2 separate regions of the Mus musculus genome follow, and region 2 is linked to region 1. Evidence: chromatin loops called from intact Hi-C (ENCODE). Cell type or tissue: left cerebral cortex. All regions are shown on one strand. Each heading gives the region's core, and the rest is flanking DNA. Links, peaks and the distances in the headings are about the cores only. Region 1 has its middle 5.0 kb from the start of AU020206. Region 2 overlaps Gm51489 (a long non-coding RNA gene).

The links. A loop is a pair of places that touch in the nucleus more often than their neighbours do. Peaks named below come from ENCODE experiments on the same cell type or tissue, not always from the same donor. Only the 100,000 strongest peaks of a DNase experiment are listed, where the experiment ranks them.
Region 2: a loop joins it to region 1, with 4 times the contacts of the local background. A loop is called at or near these places in 20 of 42 quality-filtered maps.

Annotation. Positions count from the first base shown.
Region 1 is chr7:75,782,973-75,791,303 of GRCm38, forward strand. No RefSeq gene overlaps it. Among named protein-coding and RNA genes, the nearest start is that of AU020206, 5.0 kb to the left of the region's middle. In left cerebral cortex, for the core only: no CTCF peak of the experiment used is centred there; DNase peaks (open chromatin) are centred at 3,102 and 5,273.
Region 2 is chr7:75,832,199-75,840,529 of GRCm38, forward strand. It overlaps Gm51489 (a long non-coding RNA gene), which reads left to right. Exons shown (of 3, transcript XR_003946804.1): 2 at 4,012-4,060. Among named protein-coding and RNA genes, the nearest start is that of Klhl25, 12 kb to the right of the region's middle. In left cerebral cortex, for the core only: no CTCF peak of the experiment used is centred there; no DNase peak of the experiment used is centred there.

The DNA of each region.
Region 1 (8,331 bases), core at 51-8,050:
GCTGATGTGGGTTTATTTTTCTCCAGCTTGCTTTTATGTCATCTAAGGTCAGTTCTTAGATTAAAGACAATGTAGTCAAACAAGGCAATAAACAGGATGACCAAGACACAAGGAACACAGTACATTATTCTTATCTGAGCCTCCTCCCTTGTCCTCCAAGCCAAAAGTAAATATTCTTGCCAATATCCTTGAAGCTGCATCAAGGACTCTCCACACTGTGAGTATCCACATCTTAAGTCAGCCACCTATCCACTGAGGTTTGACCATCACTGAAGATAAGCCAAGGGTCAGATGTGTTCTGTTTCTCCTCATGCCCCTTTCCTTCTGTGTGACTCAGAAATGTATTCATGCCCCTTTCCTTCTGTGTGACTCAGAAATGTATTATTAAGAGAGACCAGAAACAAAAAAAAAAGAGACCAGATACTGCCGGGCAGTGGTGGCACACACCTTTAATCCCAGCACTTGGGAGGCAGAGGGAGGCAGATTTGAGTTCAGGGCCAGCCTGGTATACAGAGTGAGTTCCAGGACAGCCAGGGCTACACAGAGAAACCCTGTCTCGAAAAACCAAAAAGAAGGAGGAGGAGGAGATGAAGTGGGGGGGAGGAGGAGGAGGAGGAGGAGGAGGAGGAGGAGGAAGAGGAGGAAGGAGGAGGAGGAGGGGGAGGAGGAGGATGAAGGAGGAGGAGGAGGAAGAAGAAGGAGAAGGAGAAGGAGAAGAAGAAGAAGAAGAAGAAGAAGAAGAAGAAGAAGAAGAAGAAGAAGAAGAAGAAGAAGCAGCTGCTGCCTCTGCTCTTTCCGAGGTCCTGAGTTCATTCAAATTTCAGCAACCACATGGCGGCTTACAACCATCTGTAATGGGATCCGATGCCCTCTTCTTGTGTGTCTGAAGACAGTGACAGCATATGGACATACATAAAATAGACAATCTTTTAAAAGGGGAAGGAGGAGGAGGAGGAAACAGAGGAGAAGGGTTTTCACCTGAAGAGTCTCTGTCACAATATCAGTTCCCAAGGCTGTGCTATATCTGTGACCTGTCAGTTTGCTGGTGAAATTATAAGTAGCAAAGAAGGGTGGCAAGATGAAGGGCAGTTCTGCCATCAACGAGATGGTGACCCAAGAATACACCATCAATGTTCACATGCACATCCATGGAGTAGGCTTCAAGTAGTGTGCTCTTAGGGCACTCAAAGACCATGAAGGAATGGGGAACTCCAGATGTGCCCATTGACACCAGGCTCAATAAAGCCTTCTGGGCTGAGGGAATAAGGAATGTTCCTTATTGCATCCGAGTACATTTGTCCAGAAAACATAATGGGGATGAGGAGTCACCAAACAAGCTCTACACATTGGTAACTTACTCTTACGTGCCTGTTCCACATTCAAAGATCTACAGTCAATGTGGGTGAGAACTAACCTGCTGAATGCCAAATAAAGCTGCAGAACCACCGAAGAAGGAGGAGGAGGAGGAGGAAAGGAGGAAGAGGAGGAAGAAAGAAAGAAAAGGAAAAAAGAAAACCTGGGTGTTGAATTTTCACCAGACCTGACAATAACTCTTTCCTTTCCTTCATTTCCCATTCACCAAATCTTTTCAGACTAGCCAATTAAATAATACAGTGAGGTCTGACTCCAGCCAATTGGGAAAAGATCCAGTCACCACCTGAGTTAGACAAACCGAATGCACACACTGCCTCTGTGTCTCTTCTGAGTGCATCCTCTGGATCAAAAGACATGCTTGTCTTGTTCAGACATTCAGTTGGAATCGGGGTCTCTTACTTTGCAACCCTGAAATTATTTCTCACAGAAGGAGTATTATTTAAAAACAACACAAAAACATTCCTGAAGCAACTAAACAGCCACACACAAAACAGTAAACTTTTTGTTTTGTTTTGTTTTGTTTTGTTTTGTTTTCGAGACAGGGTTTCTCTGTATGGTCCTGGCTGTCCTGGAACTCACTTTGTAGACCAGGCTGGCCTTGAACTCTGAAATCTGCCTGCCTCTGTCTCCCAAGTGCTGGGATTAAAGGTGTGTACCACCATGCCCGGCAAAACAGTAAACTTTAACCCAAGTTTCACATCTTACACAAATCTTACCCACAGAGCATCATAAACTTAAATAGAAAAGTGCTAACATCCAGAGAAGCAAGGCAAGGTCTAGAGAGCTGTCTCCTTTGCTTCAGTGCCTGCGGCAAAACCATGGAGACCTGGGTTCAGACCCTCAGCATCCCTGGAAAAGCTGGGACCCTGTGTTGTGCAAAATTGACTCCAGGGTTCAGAGGTTGACTGAATAAGCCCTGTCACCCTCAGAAATGCAGAAGGGGGAGGAGCAAGCTTCACTCTTCCAGAAGTCCACAGAAGGTCATGTGAATTGGGAGGACAAAGAACCTTTCCAGAGACCCCCACGTCTGAGAGAGGTCCGTCACTCTGACAAGGACCAGAGGGACCAAAAGGGAAAGGCTCACTTTGGAGCCTAGAGAGGTTCCCAGTGTGGTTCTCTGGCTGCCTCAGTTTAGGCCTGAGCTGAGAGAGTCATAGTGATGAGGACTGTGGAACCAAAAGATGACCCACATTGTCGGAAAGTCCTCATAAACCAAGAGAACAGGTTTCCATTTCTGGCTAAGAACATGTAAAACATGAGGTATGGAAAACATGTTTTCAACCTACACTTAATTCAGGGTCCCAGTGATAAATGATTGCCCATTGCCATGCAAATATGTTTCCAACACAACTTGGCCCATAACAAAGACCACCAAACCCATGAGGTGTGACTCCCCACCAACCTAATGTAGATTCTTGATTTTACGCAGCATTTTTCTCATATTCGATTATTCCCCCCCCCCGCCCCCATAAAAGCAGATGTTTCCTGTTAACCTTATGGTTTTGCCCCATTGCTCTTGCACATCTCGAATTCAGATGAGACAGACAGCTGACAAGTCCAGAGTGCATCCTTAATAAAGCTTGTTTCAATTATTCAATCCGGGAAGTGACCGTTCTCCTCCAATGTTTGAGGCTAACAAAGAAATGTGGAAGAAGGGAGCAAAGACAGTGACAAGAAGTAGGGATGTCTCTCTAGGACCAACCCCTGCCACACCAACTCCGGTGGAGTCTGTGTGACATGCAGCACAAAGTATGTTCAGACCTGAGACGGGTGTTCCCCGGAACCCAGTCTCCCGGAGGTTACTGGCACGGAGCCGTAAAACTTGCACAGGCTCAGCAATTGCTCTTTGCGGTGGGGTGATCTGTGTTTCTTCCTTCTTCCTCATGGCCTTCTTGGTCCTTATTGCTGATTCTGATAAAAAATCATTACTACCTTGATTGATCAAGGATGGAACATTTGGGGATGTGATGAATGCATTGCAGCAACAGGAATCGTTTGTAGAAAATGCAGATGAAGTTGATGATAGTCATAGAGTTCAAGCTTGAAGGGGGCCTAAAAGTCCCATTCAGGATGAGCAAGAGTTTATTAAGAATGAGCTAGGCATTCCTGTAAGAATAGTTGTGGAAGGAAGCAGTAATTAGAGGCAGATGGTGGGCCCCTCCTATATACAGGGAACCCTATAAGTTAAGAATAACTGCAGGACCTTTACCTTATACAGGGGCCTATGATGAGAATGAAGATAGATGGCTAAATATTAATGGAGAGAGAATTTTATACTATACATTAAATTTTATGGAGTGACTTGCCAGAGAGCAAGGCCTCCTTGGTGTGTGATGACAAACAGAGGTCAGAGAGCAATCATAAGGCAAATACATAGCTATTGGAGAAAATATAAGGGCCTGTTCTCTAAAGAGGGTTTGATAGAAGCAGTCACAAAATTTCCAAATTGGCCATGTAAGACCCCAACTCCTATGTGTTTCTTAGGCCCCTAGAAATGAAGCCCAGCATGGGGTTCTTTGTTCTTTTCTCCTCAGCCTGAAAGAAAGGTGACTGCTGGGTGACCCACCCAGGCATTTGACCCTTTGTGGAAAGGGACCAAGAATGTTTCACACAACCTCCCCTGTCTGTCTCTGTTATCTAATCTTCCCCTCACTTTCCCAGAGAGGTGAGCTGTAATTCACCATCCCTGGTTTTTACAATGTTTACACAACTTCCCCAGCCTCTGTGATCTAACCCTCCCCTCACTTTTTGGGAGAGAGCTGTAATTCACCATTCCCCCCCCCCCCCCCCCCCCGTTGTTGTTTTTTTTTTTTTTTTTTTTTTTACGATGTTTAACCTATCCTTCCCTCACTTTACAATTCATTCTTTAAAAACCCTGGACTGCAATTACTGGGGGTTGATCTCCTCTGCCCCGGTGTGGGTTACAAGCTCAGCCTCAGTATGCTGATAATATTTGAATAAACCTCATGCAATATTGCATCAAGAACGGTTTCTCTCAAGTATTGGGGCATTGGCTCATCCCGGGACTAGAGCGAGGGTCTCCCCAGAAACGGGGGAGGGGGGGGTCTTTCAGCCAGAAGGCCCATAGAATTGTGAAGTTGGTATAAGTTAAAGTTAATCTTCTGACTGTATTTTGTAAGCCTCGGCTGGCAAAATTCTAAGAATAGGCTGACCACTGTCTGGGTGTCAAGATATTTCTCAAGAACTGCTTCCTGTTTGATAGTTTTGGTTTCAAGATAACTTGTTAATGTTTATCACTGGGGTATGAGATGCTCCATGTAATGGCCTGTAAGCCAAACACTGTGCTCCTCATTGAGTGTACATAACCTCAGCTGATAGCAAAGCAAATCACAGCAGCTCCCTATTCAGGCCCCACTGTCTGAAGTTCCACCATCTCCAGGGGTCTGTTCTGACTCTGACTCTCTCACCTCACTTTCCTCCTGAGTTCTTGGAAAAGCAAGGTCTGTTTTTTTCTTTGTTCTTCCCTCAGCAAAGTAGGAACTCATCACACTGTTCTCTGGAGCAAGTGTTTGTAAGTTCAGTCTAAAGTCCTGTGTGGCTGCAGGACACATGGAAATACCAAATTCAGTCTTGCACTGGGCATGAGTCCTTGGTTATTTCTAGCAGTTTCTAACAGCCAAGGATTGAGAAAGCTGGCAGGAATTGGGTTAATAATGGTCACTACTGAATAATGATCACAGTCCTGATGAGGAGGACGGAGACTGTGAAGACTCACCTGTCCTCAGGTCTGTGCCCGACTCCTTAGTCTCTGGTACCCACCCTAGGGACAGAAGAATCACATCCCTGAGCATCAGCATAAAGCACATTTCTGTCATCTGGAGGGGGTGGCAGAGAACATCTCCCCCGTGTGGCATGACTGAGGCAGATTGCCAGTAGGACTGGATGGTGGAGGAAAGAGAGTGGGGCTTGGGATGTGCATGGCTCCAGAGAACCCTGACTCATTCTCTGAGGTTGAAAACAGAGAAGAGAAAAGAAAGACTGAGGAGATTCTCAAAATTCCTTTAAGAGAATCCAGGAGCGTTCATGCAGGGTTTGTGCTCTTTCAAGCTAGCTCAGTTCCCACCATCTCAAGTAATCCACACGCTGTGGATCCCAGCCAGTTCCTAACCTGGAGGCCCACTTCTGGCTTCTACCATTTACTAGGCAGACCATCAGAGGTGGGCAACCTCCCAGCAGTGCTCAGAAGACCTGATGCCCAGGTGCCTATTGCAGGGCTTCCTAAGTCTTTGCCTCGAGTCCTTCCTTCTCATCTGAGAAATGTTTACATGACCACAGATGTTTCATTTCCTGTGGCTGTGGTAAAACACCCTGACAAATCAACTTAGGGGAAACGGGCTTATTTATACTCGGTTGCAGATTACAGTCCATCATGGGGGAGTAGAAGCTTGGGAGAGCTGGCCACACTTCTGCAGTCAAGAGTAGAGAGCAGTGAGTTCAGGTTTGCATGCCCACTACTGCCTCTTCATACAATCCGGGACCCAAACTCAGGGAGGAAAAGTGTCTCCCACTGTTAGGGCCCCCACATCTATTAAGGTTATCAGTATCCTCTCCACACAGACCTGTACACACAATATCTCATCTAGGCAATCCCTGGTTGACACCCTCTTCTCAGATGACTCTAGATTGTGTCAACTTGATATTCAAACTAAAGCTCACGCTAGGTACAGAGATCTATAAAACAGGTAGGTAAAGCAAACACTTACTGACAGTAGATCATAAATAATTTCTTTTAAACAACTCTTTGGTGTGCACGTAATTGTGCTGTTTATTAAAGCTGAATACAAATGTTTGTACCTGTGAGATAGATGTGCTGTTTGTCTGACACAACCCAATCTAACCTTAGACATCTCTGATAGCTACACACTGTATAGTCAGGTCCTCCAGAGGAACACACGGATAGGATGAGTATAGGGGTTAAAAGAATTTATCTGGGGACGGAGAGATGGCTCTGTAGTTAAGAGCACTGGCTGCTCTTCCAGAGGACTTGGGTTTTGATTCCCAGCACCCACATGGTGTTCACCACCGTCCCTAACTCTAGTTCCAGACAGTCTGCCATCCTTTTCTGGCCTCCACATACATTGTGCACTGACCACGTCAGCTCAGTCAGTCAACAGGTTCTCCAGCCCAGGAGTGAGGATTAAAAAGAAAAAAACACAATTAGACAACATTATAGTATGGTCCCAGCTAGTTCTGAGGCTGAGGCAGGTTTATTTTTTCCCAATCTGCTTGGTTTTTTTTTTTTTTTTTTTTTTTTTTTGGAGACAGGGTTTCTCTGTAAAGCTCTGGCTGTCCTAGAGCTCACTCTGTAGACCAGGCTGGCCTCGAACTCAGAAATCCACCTGCCTCTGCCTCCTGAGTGATGGCATTAAAGGCGTACGCCTCCGCCACCACCACCGCCCAGCTCCCAATCCGCCTTTAAAGGTAATAAACAAAGTACCCTGATCACTCCCATGATAGCTGTTTCTAAGGTCTCCTCAGGTTGATCAAAACATCTGAGCCTCCTTTTTTGTTCTACCCTAAAAATAGATTCCTGTCTGAACTTACTTTCTCTTTCTAGCCTAAAATTAGATTCCTGCCTGAAGTCCATTTCCTTGTCCATGGCCAAAGTCAGATTCCTGCCAAGCTGCCCCCAAAGCTCCTCATAGTATGCACACAGCACAGATATACAAGCAAGGGAAACACCCATACACATAAAGCACAAATAAAAGTCACAAACCGGGCAGTGGTGGCACACGCCTTTAATCCCAGCACTCGGGAGGCAGAGGCAGGCAGATTTCTGAGTTCGAGGCCAGCCTGATCTACAAAGTGAGTTCCAGGACAGCAAGGGCTAAACAGAGAAACCCTGTCTCGAAAAAAAAAATTAACAACCGTGTCTCATACCTGAGAGGAAGAGAACTTGGTGGTCTCTAGGATCTTGGGGCAGGGAGCCTCAGCAGTGGGAGGAGCCTGTTCTCCTCCTCCCCACCCCCACCCCCAGCTGTGTGTCACTGGAGAAACCAACATCTGGTAGTTTTTCAGTCCACAAAGAGGGATGTTTCAACAATCCCTGTCCTACACCAAATGCATGGAAGGTTCCTGGAAGCCACTGGTCCTCACTCAACAACTGGAGTCTGTTAACGCTGGTTCTGATAGCAAGAAGGAGGCAGCAGCAGTAGGGGGATGGAGGCTGTACAGAAGCAGAGGATGGGTGAGCAGCCTTCCCTCTGTTCTGTTCATCTGCCTTGCTAGCACAAAGCACCGACCTCTGCAGGCCTGCCTCAGCAGGACAGTCAGGACTGTTTCAAGCGAGGATCCTTGCTCAGGTGAGTCTCAGTGTTCCAAACTCATACTAAACCAGCCATCACCCAACTCGGTGGGACGACGTAAGAAGATATCACAAGTCTTTGTTGTCTGTGACTGAACCATTATGTTTCCATAAGAGCAGAAAACATTAGATGCACAGTAAGAAATCACGGCGATTCCTAGCACATAATAGTCTCAGGTCTGATCTGTGTGTGGCGTTCTCAGCAGCATGCAACAGAGCAGAGCAGTCCATGCACTGCGAAGTGTGCATGCATGTGCTCAGAAGCAAGGCTGTAGTGAACGTTCATAACACAACTGTAGCTATCCAGTAGCTTACTGGCCAGCAGGGCTCACCTGAAGGAAGGGCTGGCAATGAAGAGGGCAGGGATGGAGAGAAACATGAAGCCAAGACGAAGTTCTGATCAAATCTCCAAGTTTGATATTCAGTATAGTGTATATATAGGGAAAAACCACAAAACCCATCCCCAGGAGAATACTGCGAGATAGCAAAAGTACAGCAGCCAATCCGATAAGTTTCCATATGTTGTCAGCTGTAAATTCCAGTACACCAAAGCAGCCAAAGCAGATGTCTCTTTTCAGGCCAATAAGGCCTGTGGAACCCAGTCCGTAAATCCTGCCTATCATTTCGAATAT
Region 2 (8,331 bases), core at 195-8,194, 49 kb after region 1:
AGTAGGGAGGGGGGATGGGATAGGAGGTGTACTGGCTAGTTTTGTGTCAACTTGACACAGCTGGAGTTATCACAGAGAAAGGAGCTTCAGTTGAGGAAATGCCTCCATGAGATCCAACTGTAAGGCATTTTCTCAATTAGTGATCAAGGGGGAAAGGCCCCTTGTGGGTGGGACCATCTCTGGGTTGGTAGTCTTGGGTTCTATAAGAGAGCAGGCTGAGCAAGCCAGGTGAGGCAAGCCAGTAAAGAACATCCCTCCATGGCCTCTGAATCAGCTTTTGCTTCCTGACCTGCTTGAGTTCCAGTCCTGACTTCCTTTGGTGATGAACAGCAGTATGGAAGTGTAAACCAAATAAACCCTTTCCTCCCCAACTTGCTTCTTGATCATGATGTTTGTGCAGGAATAGAAACCCTGACTAAGACAGGAAGTTTCTGGAGGAGAGACCTGGAAAGAGGAAAACGTTTGAAATGTAAATAAAGAAAATATCCAAGAAGAAGAAGAAGAAGACAAAGAAGAAGAAGAAGAAGAAGAAGAAGAAGAAGAAGAAGAAGAAGAAGAAGAAGAAGAAGAAGAAGAAGAAGAAGAAGAAGAGGCAATAGCTGAAAGACTCTCTGGGTCCTACATGTAATTTAAATTCCCTTTAAGTCTAGATCATTTAAATAAACTAGTATTTTTTTCCTGAAATACAATATTGGAAGAATAATCTGAACTGTTGTGTAGATTAAAATAAAAGTAAGTAAAGAGCTACTGATGGTCTGGAGAGATGGTTCAGTGGTCAAGAGAACTGGCTGCTCTTACAGAGGACTCACATTCGTTCGCAGCACCCACATGGTGGCTCACAACCACATATGACTTCTTTTACCTCTTTGTACACCAGGTACATGTGTGGTACAAAAACATACATGCAGAAAAAACACCCATGCACATGAAGAAAAATAACAAAAAGCAAACAGAGAAACATGCCACAAGCCTGCTTCTGAGGGTGTCCCCGGACAAGCTAGGTGAATGCTGTGAGGGGACTTCCTTGACATTCAAGTTAAAGAGACCAGAATCCAGCAGGAGCACAGGAAGGATTTTCAGACTTGAAGGTGCAGCCAGAGATGCTCAGCCAAGGACACTTGGGCATCCTTTCTTTCCTCCATCGTGGGTCAGTGGGTGACGGAGGATGTCCTGCATCCTTATTACATACACCAGGGAAGAACTGAAACTTCTCAGCAGCCAGGGAAGCAAACTGTGTGTCTTTGAGGGACTTGGGGCTGTTCTCCTGGCACTGGGAGAGGTTACTTAAGGACCACTCCTCACAGTTCCCCCTGAAGCCCTGGCTCACTGCCTCTCAGGATGACGGGCTTGTCTTAGTGACAACCCTATGAAAGTTGCCCCAGTCTGTGTTCCAACCTTCGGTGCCAAGTTCATTATCATGTTCTGTAAGGATCCTCTCCTTTTTCGTCAACTCAAGAAAGTTCCTCAAACTGTGGGTAATGTCACGTGAAAGAGGAGGCTGTGTAAAATCTGGCAACAGTAAAAGTTGTGGGACTGTAACAGCCACAGAGTTTGTATGGAACCAAGCTTACACTGGGTCGGAGATATTCCTTGCAGCGTCGACCCATGTTGCATTAAGGATATTCACTACAGCCGGCCTCCGAGCACACGCATGCGCATTTCACAGTGCATGGACCGCTCTGCTCTGTTGCATGCTGCCGAGAACACCCCAGATCAGATCTGAGATTATTATGTGCTAGGAATCGCCGTGATTTCTTACTGTGTGTCTAATGTTTTCTGCTCTTATAGAAACACAATGGTTCAGTCACAGACAACAAAGACTTGTGATATCTTCTTACATCGTCCCACCGAGTTGGGTGATGGTTGGTTTAGGATCAGTTTGGAACACTGAGACTCACCTGAGCAAGGATCCTCGCTTGAAACAGTCCTGACTGTCCTGCTGAGGCAGGCCTGCAGAGGGTGGTGCTTTGTGCTAGCAAGGCAGATGAACAGAACAGAGGGAAGGCTGCTCACCCATCCTCTGCTTCTGTACAGCCTCCATCCCCCTACTGCTGCTGCCTCCTTCTTGCTATCAGAACCAGCGTTAACAGACTCCAGTTGTTGAGTGAGGACCAGTGGCTTCCAGGAACCTTCCATGCATTTGGTGTAGGACAGGGATTGTTGAAACATCCCTCTTTGTGGACTGAAAAACTACCAGATGTTGGTTTCTCCAGTGACACACAGCTGGGGGTGGGGGTGGGGAGGAGGAGAACAGGCTCCTCCCACTGCTGAGGCTCCCTGCCCCAAGATCCTAGAGACCACCAAGTTCTCTTCCTCTCAGGTATGAGACACGGTTGTTAATATTTAATGTAAGCCGATTTAATAAATTCATTGTAAAAATGTAACTTTATTTGTGCTTTATGCGTATGGGTGTTTCCCTTGCTTGTATATCTGTGCTGTGTACAGTGTACAGTGTATGTGGAGGCCAGAAGAGGGTGGCAGATTGTCGGGAACTACAGTTAGGGATGGTGGTGAGTTACTATGTGAGTGCTGGAAATCACCCAGGTCCTCTGGAAGAGCAGCCAGTGCTCTTAACTACAGAGCCATCTCTCTGTCCCCAGATAAATTCTTTTAACCCCTATACTCATCCTATTCGTGTGTTCCTCTGGAGGACCTGACTATACAGTGTGTAGCTATCAGAGATGTCTAAGGTTAGATTGGGTTGTGTCAGACAAACAGCACATCTATCTCACAGGTCAAACATTTGTATTCAGCTTTAATAAACAGCACAATTACATGCACACCAAAGAGTTGTTGAAAAGAAATTATTTATGATCTACTATCAGTAAGTGTTTGCTTTACCCACCTGTTTTATAGATCTCTGTACCTAGCGTGAGCTTTAGTTTGAATATCAAGTTGACACAATCTAGAGTCATCTGAGAAGAGGGTGTCAACCAGGGATTGCCTAGATGAGATATCGTGTGTACAGGTCTGTGTGGAGAGGATACTGATAACCTTAATAGATGTGGGGGCCCTAACAGTGGGAGACACTTTTCCTCCCTGAGTTTGGGTCCCGGATTGTATGAAGGGGCAGTAGTGGGCATGCAAACCTGAACTCACTGCTCTCTACTCTTGACTGCAGAAGTGTGGCCAGCTCTCCCAAGCTTCTACTCCCCCATGATGGACTGTAATCTGCAACCGAGTATAAATAAGCCCGTTTCCCCTAAGTTGATTTGTCAGGGTGTTTTACCACAGCCACAGGAAATGAAACATCTGTGGTCATGTAAACATTTCTCAGATGAGAAGGAAGGACTCGAGGCAAAGACTTAGGAAGCCCTGCAATAGGCACCTGGGCATCAGGTCTTCTGAGCACTGCTGGGAGGTTGCCCACCTCTGATGGTCTGCCTAGTAAATGGTAGAAGCCAGGGAATGCCCAGGCTCTAAGACATAAAACAATGCTCCTCAAACCGTCCTAATGCTGCAACTTTTAACAGTTCCTCAAGCTGTGGTGACCCCAAGCATAAAATAATTTTCATTGCTACCTCATAACTGTAATTTTGAATCATTTCATCAATATCTGTGTTTTCTGATGGTCTTAGGCAATGCCTGTGAAAGCATCATTCACGGAGAACTCCTGCTCTAAAAAGTTTTGCTACAAAACAACTCAAAAGGCAATATCATTAAATATCTACAAAGCGGGACACAAGAAAACTAGTCTGAGGCTGCTGAGCCCACCCTTTGCTTTCACGAGAATTAAGGGACATTTTATGACACAGGTGTACCTCAATGTGCTTTGTAGGTGAGTGCAGGTTCTCAAATGGAAGAGCCACAGGCTTTCTGGAGCTTTCTATGGCCCTGTGGGTTCCCAAAGTGGGTCTCAAAGTGGGCCTCCTCTCTTTCCTCCACCATTCCAGTCCTATTGGAAATCTGCCTCAGTCATGTCACACGGGGGAGATGTTCTCTGCCACTCCCTCCAGATGACAGAAATGTGCTTTATGCTGATGCTCAGGGATGTCGCTCTTCTGTCCCTAGGGTGGGTACCAGAGACTGACGAAGGAGTCGGGCACAGACCTGAGGACAGGTGAGTCTTCACAGTCTCCGTCCTCCTCATCAGGACTGTCCTGTCCTGAAAGGAGAGCCTGCCATATTTCAGTTCTAGTGTCTTGCAACATGGATCCTTCTCTGCTCCATGGCTTTTGCCGCACTGCCCTGTGTGTGAGTGTCTGTCTTTCTCTGTTTCTCCCTGTCTCTCCCTGTCGCCCTGTCTCCCTGTCTTTCCCTGTCTTTGTCTCTCTCTCAAGCTTGAAGTCTTCCTGTCTTCCTTGTTATTAGCACATTGACTGACAATAATATTTTTCATGATAAGTTGTCAAAGGGCCATTGCAAAAAATTCGGTAATGACCATTATTAACCCAGTGTCTGCCAGCTTTCTCAACCCTTGGCTGTTAGAAACTGCTAGAAATCCATGGACTCACACTCAGTGCAAGACTGAATTTGGTATTTTCGATGTGTCCTGCAGCCACACAGGACTTTAGACTGTACTTACAAACACTTGCTCCAGAGAACAATGTGATGAGTCCCTGCTTTGCTGAAGCAAAAACAAACAAAGAAACAAGCAAACCTTGGTTTTCCACGAACTCAGGATGGAAAGTGAGGAGTGTGCCGTGGAGGAAAGTACCCAGGAAGCTCACACAGTCATGCAGCCGCCTTAGTGGTGAGGCCGTGGGCTAATCCATCCACGGAGTCACAGTCAGAACAGACCCTGGGAGATGGTGGAACTTCAGATAGAGGGGCCTGAATAGGGGACTAGTTATCATGGCTGTTCCAAGAAAGACACCCCCTTCTTTCTGTCACTCTCTTTGCTCCCTGGTAGGCATGAGTTGAACAGTTCCTTTCTCCACAATCTTCATTACCACGATGCTCTCACCTCAGGCCTAAACTAAGGCAGCCAGAGAACCACACTGGGAACCTCTCTAGGCTCCAAAATGAGCCCTTCCCTTTTGGTCCCTCTGGTCCTTGTCAGAGTGATGGACCTCTCTCAGATGTGGGAGTCTCTAGAAAGGTTCTTTGTCCTCCCAATTCACATGACCTTCTGTGGACTTCTGGAAGAGTGAAGCTTGCTCCTCCCCCTTCTGCATTTCTGAGGGTGACAGGGCTTATTCAGTCAACCTCTGAACCTTGGAGTCAATTTTGCACAACACAGGGTCCCAGCTTTTCCAGGGATGCTGAGGGTCTGAACCCGGGTCTCCATGGTTTTGCAGCAGGCACTGAAGCAAAGGAGACAGCTCTCTAGACCTTGCCTTGCTTCTCTGGATGTTAGTACTTTTCTGTTTAAGTTTATGATGCTCTGTGGGTAAGATTTGTGTAAGATGTGAGGCTTAGGTTAATGTTTTGTTGTGTGTGTGTCTGTTTTAGCTGCTTCAACAGTGTTTTTTGTTTTTTAAATAATAATCCTTCTGCGAGAAATAATTTCAGGGTTGCAAAGAAAGAGACCCTCATTCCAAGACAAACATGCCTTTTTCTGCGAGAAATAATTTCAGGGTTGCAAAGAAAGAGACCCTCATTCCAAGACAAACATGCCTTTTGATCCAGAGGATGCACTCAGAAGAGACACAGAGGCAGTGTGTGCATTCGGTTTGTCTAACTCAGGTGGTGACTGGATCTTTTCCCAGTTGACTGAGGTCAGGCCTCACTCTAGCATTTAATTGGCTAGTCTGAAAAGATTTGGTGAGTGGGAAATGAAGGTAAAAAAGGGAAGGGTGTCACTGCCATCAGCCATCAGCTTCCTGGAATGCAGTAGGAGGCCTTGTGTAAACCAAGGTTTTCCTGGGTGGAGGGATTCAAACACTTGCATCAAACTCTTACAAGGTGATGGAAACAAAAATATCGGAATCCCTTGTTCTAAACAGGAGTTTATAGTGTTTGATAGAAGAGAGTGGGATTTGATATTTCTGCACTTCTTCCGTTGAACTGATTCCCTATCTTTGTCTAACATGGGGTGAGCGAGTCTCTGTGGCTGAGTTCCTGATCCCTTCGTGGATCTCATTGAGCCACGTCTCCTTAAAGCCAATAACTAGACACTTCCCATCCTAAACGCTGAGTGTTCAGAGCAGGGAGCCTGATTTCTCCCCCTTGTTCTTTCTTCCAGATCTGAGATGAAACCTGTTGTGAGCTTGTCATGGATGCTCTCTATCCAATGCTACTCAGTTAAGTTGCTGAGAGCTTTGATCACAAAGAGTGCTGGGTCCTGCCAGGAGCTTTTGAAAGTTCCTTATGTGGCAGAGTATGCTGATCGGTTTTGGATTATAAACAAGCCTTCCTTGTCTACCTTGAATTAACCCAACCTTGTCATGGATCGCTATCACTGAACTCTGTTTGCTAGGGTTTTTCAGAAGGCTTCTGTGCTTAAGTTCATGAGAATGTCATAGATACGTTCTCTCTGCCCTTTGTCTTACTGGTTTCAGCTGGTTTTGGAGAGAAGGCAGTACTGGACACATAAAGGACACTGTGATGTTCCTTCCTGTACTGACTATTCTTGGCTGTCACCTGGATTGACTTGAGAGTTGCCCTGGGGAGAGTAAGGGGGCCTGTGGGTGTGTCTGTGAGGCTGTTTCTAGAGTGCCTGGTGCTTGAGTCAGTGATTGAGTTGGGTGAAGACCCACCCTGACTGGGGCTGGCTCTGTCCAGTAGGCCCCAAGCTGAGGTGGAAGGAAGAGGGAGGCAGATGGCACATGTGGAGGCCACTTCTCCTGAGCAAATGACCCTGTGTGTGCTGCCTTGGTTTGAGGACCTCAGTCACCAGGTCCCTGGCCTTTCCTGCAGACTCCCACTAAGGGCTGTGGAGGCAACCTCCTGGCCCTCAGCCTTTGAATGAGGCTGACTTACTGCTCCCTGTTGTCCTGAAGGTACTGGATTGGTGGCCAGAGCCACTCACTGAGTCCTTTGTCCCTTCAGCATGGGGATGACAATTGTAGGGGTGTCCAACCTGCTGTGGTGTCAGCCAACCTAATACATCTTTTAAAATGATAGGTGAAGTTGGCCCAGCATGGTGGTAGACACCTGTAATATTAGGATTCAGGGTCATATGGATATTTCTGAGTTCAAGGCAAGGCTACATAGAATTCCAGGACAATCAGAATTATAGATAGACCCTGTCTCAAACAAACAAACAAGCCAAAAAATCACACCAAACCAAATCAAACAAACAAAGAAACCCCTAGTTTTTAAAGATACAAATGATATGTATGCATATATGGGGAAAGAGACAGACAGACAGAGTTATATAACGTATATTTTGCCAGAGAACCTGACTAACAAACTCTGTCTTGGTTCTTGGAATGCATCATGTATCTTTGGCATGCATTTAAAAAAAAAAACATCTCACAGAATTTTCCAATAAAATTATCAGGACCCAGGCAATTCATTTTTGGAATCTGTTATGCTAGTAATATGATTCTTTACTTATTACAGGACTAGTTAGATTCCTTTGCTCCGTTTTGGTTTTAGAGAAGTTGATTGGACCTTTTTTAAAGCTGATAGGTCCCTTCCACTGTAATTATGAGAGAGCTAAGGGTTTGTGGTAAGTGCTTCTTTATTGCCCACCCTCCTCATTTCTGGAGACAGGGTTTCTCTGTATAACAGCTCTAGCTGTCCTGGAAATCACTTTATAGACCAGGCTGTCCTCGAACCCTGAGATTTGCTGTCCTTGCATCGTGAGTGCTCAGGTTAAAGGAGTGTGTGTACCACCACCCCCCAGGCCTATTTTGTTGGTGTGAACTGTGATCCATGCCTTCTTTCTGCTTTTGTTGGTCTTACTAGATGTTTATCAATTTTCATAATATTTTCAACAATATAATTTTTTGTCTTATTGATTTTTTTCTATTGTTCTCATGTTTTCTTTCTCTCTGTTGTCTTAGGGTTTCTATTATTCTGTAGCGACACCATAGGGATGCTTAGAAAGAAAAGCATTTAATTTGGACTGACTTACAGATCCTGAAGTTTTTCATTCGTTATCCTCATAGCTAGAAGTATGTTGGCCTGCAAGCAGACATGGTGCTGCAGAGGGAGCTGAGAGTTACTTCCTCCAACAAAGCTCCACGCCCACTCTAACAGGTCACATCTCCTCATAGTGCCAGTCCCTTTGAGCCTACAGGGGCCATTTTCTTTCAGAAGACCACAACTGGTTTCTTTCTTTCTTCTTTCTCTCTCTCTTTCTTTCTTTCTTTCTTTCTTTCTTTCTTTCTTTCTTTCTTTCTTCCTTTCGATTTATTTATTTATTTATTATATGTAAGTATTACACTGTAGCTATCTTCAGACACTCTCAAAGAGGGCATCAGATCTCATTAATTGAGC